Regions from separate parts of the Homo sapiens genome. Here region 2 is linked to region 1. A link is an interaction called in ENCODE POLR2A ChIA-PET data of the cell type or tissue named here. Cell type or tissue: Panc1. All regions are shown on one strand. Links, peaks and the distances in the headings refer to the core of each region. The heading gives the core; the rest is flanking DNA. Region 1 overlaps FIGN (fidgetin, microtubule severing factor). Region 2 has its middle 330 kb from the start of FIGN.

What was found. ChIA-PET counts read pairs that join two places held together with the same protein. Peaks named below come from ENCODE experiments on the same cell type or tissue, not always from the same donor. Only the 100,000 strongest peaks of a DNase experiment are listed, where the experiment ranks them.
Region 2: POLR2A ChIA-PET joins it to region 1 with 6 read pairs; 1 of 35 experiments calls an interaction of 5 or more read pairs at or near these places.

Annotation. Positions count from the first base shown.
Region 1 is chr2:163,691,475-163,694,397 of GRCh38, reverse strand. The region is part of intron 2 of FIGN (fidgetin, microtubule severing factor); the gene reads left to right. It overlaps LOC107985957 (a long non-coding RNA gene), which reads left to right. Exons shown (of 2, transcript XR_001739759.2): 2 at 1-2,923. Among named protein-coding and RNA genes, the nearest start is that of FIGN, 43 kb to the left of the region's middle. In Panc1, for the core only: a CTCF peak has its summit at 2,089; no DNase peak of the experiment used is centred there; H3K27ac peaks cover 1,529 bases.
Region 2 is chr2:164,060,121-164,063,043 of GRCh38, reverse strand. No RefSeq gene overlaps it. Among named protein-coding and RNA genes, the nearest start is that of FIGN, 330 kb to the right of the region's middle. RefSeq lists a silencer at 1,591-1,885. In Panc1, for the core only: CTCF peaks have their summits at 1,509 and 1,711 (motif pointing right); a DNase peak (open chromatin) is centred at 1,723; H3K27ac peaks cover 1,095 bases.

The sequences.
Region 1 (2,923 bases), core at 163-2,662:
TTAGAGCCCCTAGAATGCTAATAGGTATTATGAATATTGAAGAGGAGGTTATAGTACACATTTCCCAAACTGATTTAACTGTATAATCCAGTGTTCCATAGAGCATACCATGAGAAACATTGATTTAAGCATTTATTCTCCCTTGTCATTTGTAAAAAATTCTATCCCAAGTTGGTGGGGGCAAAACAAACATTTTGAATGGCTGTTGTCTCTGGTGAGCATGCATCTTTGCTTGGAATATGACGTAGTTCCTTCCACTATCAGAATAAAAAGCTCCACCAAACCTAGACCTACAGAATATTGATAGAAATAAAACATGCAGCCCCGTCTAGGCATGAGATGGTGGCAGAGAGCTGCTGGATGCTCCAGCTCTTCCCTTGAACAAGCTGAAAAGAGAGAAAGACTTGTTTACAGCTCTCAAAAGAAAGGCTGAGAAGTACAGGTCCTGTGTTACCTGTATTATTTCTAAAGTTCCGGAACAGCTAAGGAAAGGAAATACAGAGTAATGTGGCTCAGTTTGTTTGATGTGGTATTTAATCCTTCTGGTTTATAATACCATCTAACACATATGTTTCGTATCACCTCAGATATATTCCAATATGATATTTAATATATTTAGAAAAGAAGAAAAATCCCACTGGCAAGAATGAGTTTCTCCCAGTTATGAAGTAATATGTTTTGTTTTTACTAGTATTCCCTAGCACATATGTGTTCTTTTTCAGTTCTCTTTTCTAACCCAAATGATTATTGTGTGTGTTTGTGCGTAAGTGTGTGTGTGTATGTTATCTGTAGGTTTCTTTATTGATGTAACTACTCTAATTTTGGTTCCTTTAAATTGTGATCATCATGAGGGAAAAGGAGTCCTTCCCTGATAATTCACATTTTGTAATGCTTTGTAAAGTGAACATATAATTTCAACAGATATGCTTTTTTGCTGATTCACTCATGAGTCTTTATATTGTGCAAAGCCCTATGCTAGGCACTGGAGAAAGTGAGAGAATGGGACCCAGTCTCTGTCCTTTTTCTTGTCTTAATCCTTCTCACTCTTGCAGTTCCTCCTCAGGATCCAACCCCTTGCTCCTCACTCCTCTGGTCGTTTTAGCTATCCCTTACTCCACTGAATACACACACACAGATACACACACACACCACAGGTACACACACACCTACATCCCACTCTTGACTAGATAAAGGGCCTATGCCAGTTGTGGAATCTGCTTAGAGGTTGAGGCAAAAGTCAAGGGGATTTGCTTTCACTTGGAAATTAGAGGTGTGGTTTCAGGTGGTTGGTGACCAGTTCACATAGCTCTGGTTCACTCTGCCCTGCTGCCTGGAGTTGCCTTCAGTTTCCTTAGGTGAAAATGGGTCATGGGAAGATGCTGAAGTTGCGGTTAAAGGAAGTACCAAGGCGCTTGCCTGACTCTCTTTAGACCTGCAGTTCTTTTAGGGACCACCTATTGCATCAAGGTTGAGCAGAATGTTGCACACATATGTGACTTCTTTTACTTTTTCTTCGCAGATTCTTAAATTGTGTTTGCCTTCTTGTCTCCCTCACTCTCTCTGGTACAGAGGTCGTAGGTTTCATTTGATTACATTTTCGTTCTCTGTTAAACTAGGCTGAGTCACCTTGCTCCACACAGCTATTTAGAATTTGCTCGTTTGTTTTTTTCTTTTTAACATCTCCACTGTTAAAAGTTAATGCTTTCTCCTTTTATTTTCACTGACTGAATGTCAGAGGACTTAACATTAATAGAAGTCTGTCTCCTCTATTACCTTTCAGGAATAGACATTCAAACCCTTTCGGGAATCATAATCTTCAGTAGAAAGAAATCTATAATAGATTGACAACTTTTTAAACATCTTTTCCTAATACTCTCATAGCTTTCAATTTGGACTGTTTCATTTAATTGAAGAAACATTATTAGCATCTTTGCCATGCATAAAAATAGATTATGTTTGAAGCATATGAAATGTTTCTAGCTCCTTAGAAGAAAATACATTAATATCATATTGTTATATATTGTTGAGCTTGTTTTTAACACCTTACTTAGGAGCCTAGCTATAAAATAATTTTAACTATGAAAGGGACCAACACCTCCTACTGGTACTTCCAGTTAATCTCCTGGATGCTTCTAGAAAGACTGGCCCTATGCCTGCTTCTTACTGAATCATGTTCCTATGTATAATATTTTATCCAAATAAATGACAATACAAAATCCTTTTACTTAAACAAGTTTAGGACTATAAAATATTTCAATTCATATTTTAATTTTAATAATTTTGTTCATAGCTTTCAGTAATAAAGCAAAATGGAACATTTTATTTTTGTGAAGCTTATCATTGTTTGCTAAGACAGTAATGTTAGAAAAATAATCTTTTCCCTAGGCATAACAAAACAAATGTTTAAGATAGATTTGATTGAGCATTTAAAATTTTTAAAGATGAACTTGCTTCTGGGTCTTCACTTCTTGGAGAGAATCCTTGGGAAGAAACTTAAAAAGATTTGGATTTGTCTTTTCTTTGGACAGAACATTTTGTTCTTTATTCTAATTGCAAATTCCTCTGGCCCTGGTTATAGCACATATTTTCCTCTTTATTCCACAACTTCCACTCTGCTTTCTGTTTGTTTTTAATGCTCAGAAGGGTTAATTTTTGCCTCAATTCCTGAAAAGAGAAAGTTGATTGCCACTAATCCATTTTAGTGTAGGTAACATGAAATATTTGTTAACCAAATTAAATCTGGCTGAATTGAAGTGCATAACCACTCATGGAAGGATGCCACTCTCTGACTTACTGGTGTTAGTTTCTCTTGGATTAATTAACATGTTGTAAGATAGTCTAGGCATACTAAAGTCACTGTTTAAAATAGGTCACATCAAGTAGCAGAGTATGAAAATGTCCATCCTTATAAACCAGGGATGGC
Region 2 (2,923 bases), core at 304-2,803, 370 kb before region 1:
AAATGTTCCACACAGCACAAGTGGACAGAAACAATACCTTCTTCATAATGAAGAAGCTGGTCCAGAAACTTTTAAAGCCTATAGCCCACATTCATTTAACGTTATAAAGACAATGAATTGACATGGTGGATTGTAAAACACGTGGCAATGTATCTTGTCAACGACTCACAGATACTTAAAGACCTTGAATTATGCATTAATGTGATATACCCTCATGGTTCTGCCATCACAGTGCATTTACTGCTGAGCCATAGATGGTGTGATATGTGATATCCATCCAACCATTTACAGACTTTCTGTATCGTCATTTCAATTTCTCTACCTATCCAGTTTAAAGACTTTTAAACTCCATTTTAAAAGTAAACACAATTATAAATTTAAAATGTTATAGTGCTATCCAATGTCTAAAGAAGGCAAAGATTGTTGACTCAAGGTCACTAACATCCATTTACCAGAGATCAAGTGTAGAATGTTGCATATTGAAGTATCATTTAATAGAAAGTAAGGACTGGCAGCATTAATGCCATTATCAGTGACCTTTCTTCTCAGGGATTATAATATTTCAATATACCTGTTCACTAGGGTCAACCTTATACATAGGTAAAGTAAACATTTACCTTTGGCACATATTTCAAGGAACATGGGGCAAAGACAGCTTTGCAGAAATCGCTTTCTCACCAACCTATCACAGAGTTTGAAATTCCCATCATTTGGAACTAATTATTTCGATCTGAGGCATTTTATCTAGAAAAGTCCATAATATGAAATAAATACAGCAAGGTAAAATAAAACATTAAGCCTTTTACCATTCATTAAGACCTTAATTATAATTTGTTCATAGGCATTGCTAACCAGTGACCTACCAATATCTTGAAAAAAATGGGCTAGTCCACTGCAATGTTATGATGAATGAAGAGAGGAAATGTCTATACTGTGAGAAGCTGTGCAGTGGGATTTCGAAACAAAGAATGAAATTAGGGAATCCGAGGGGGTACCAAAAAGTGAACGCTTTGGAGGTTGAAGAGAGAGAACACTGAACATTGAGAAAAGGGCATTGAAGAACAACTTTGTGCATGTGTGTGTGTGCTAGGGACGTGTACATGAAAAATACCTATTTTAGAATTTTGCCTGAGGCCAAGCCTGTGAACAACTAAATTTTGTCCTTCCTTACACACATATTATTTTTTCTTCACTCTACTTAAAAACTAAAGAAAATATTTTCTTAACACTTCAAGACATATTACATGCATTCATTCTCTTAGCCTTCTACCCAAAAAAGTACTTTTTTTCTTTATTGACTTTTTATTTCTCTTTTTTATTAGTTTATACTTTGTGGAAACTGAAGGAAGTATTTATAGAAGTTTTAAATGTTGACACTACAGAATCTCTTTGCTTGGTGGAATTTTGTTGGCACAAATTATGCTTCAAGCGACCACCAAGCATTTTTATATTTGACTAGGAACTAATTCAAAGTATGCTTCATAAACAAGGTAGTCATCTATTTGTTTGCTTACAGTCACACTTGGAGCTTGGCTTGAACTAGCCATTTTTATGTAAGAGAGTAGACATCTTAATAATTCTGATAAGCAAGACCTCTTTCTATATGCCTTTGAGACTTAAGCCTAAAGGATTTAAGACCAGCTTCCCCCTAAGAAAAACACCACCACCTCAGTAGCTGATGTTGGCTGAATGCTTACCAAATTCCAGCCACTGGGAGGCAGTATTGTGTAGTAGTTAAAATTGAGTTTTGCCATCAGCTAGACGAGGGTTCAAGTCTGACTCTAACATGACTGCTAGTTAACCTCTCTAAGCTTCATTTTCCTTATCTTGCAAAGTGGTATAAGACCTGTTACTCTTTCATACTGTCCTGAAGATTAAATGAGATAATATATCAAGTGCTTAGCATATGCCTGGTGCTCATAAAACCCAATAAATCTAATTTCTTGGTGAAAGTATGTGATATATGGATCTAGTCCAACCTACTGATCCTTTTTTCTCCTCCTCATACACTCAGCTAACTTTCAAACTCCTCTTAGAAACGAGTGCCATGGACCTAGAAGCAGAAAAAGTTAATTTTCACAAGCAGAATCTTTGGAATTAAGCCGAGGTACAAATCAGCAATGCTTTTCCCGAGCCTCTAGTTTCTCCTTTCATCTAATTACATACAGTCTCAGCAGCAGGGAAAAAGATGTCTTTTCACCTAATACCAGAGACAGAGACTGAAACCGGATGAGTAAAAATTTTAAGGAAAGCAAATCAAAGCCTAGTCACTTGGGGTTCCTGTATCTGCCAACCACACACCAGTGCAAAATCAGAAACCTCTAGATCCCTTAGTCTTTTCTCCTGTGTCCCCAAACCAACAACCATTACCTAGGGACCCACTGACATTCTTATCCTAGGACTTTTCAATAGCTCCAGGATTTCTTTTTCATAATTTCCTCTGTTACCTCATACTGCAATGTTGTCTTCAATAACAATTGCATTTGCCACAGAATACTATGTGCCTTGTTCCTACTGGTAAGCAGATGATGCTGTTAGGTAGAATGAAGTTCCAGAGTCCAATGTATTACTTTTAAAACATTTTATACTGCCAGAGTAGTCCCTGGTCTTTATATCCATATCCTTAAATTTATCTTCTACTAAACTTAATTATTCAAAGTAACAGATATATTTCACTAAAGAGTCTTTGGTAAATATTAAGTCTACAGAGCTACAAAGAAAATTCTATTCTTGATACTGTATTAACATGCAGAGACCTCATAGTAGTTTATAGTTCTTAAGACAGAGAATAGTTTCAATGAAAGCCTTGTTCGAGTCATGCAGAACTTCTGCTGTGGAATCAACAATTGACCCTGTATCCAGCTTATTCACTGATCTCAATTTCACCACTTACATCTAAGCTTTAAGTATTTTGAGGATTCTG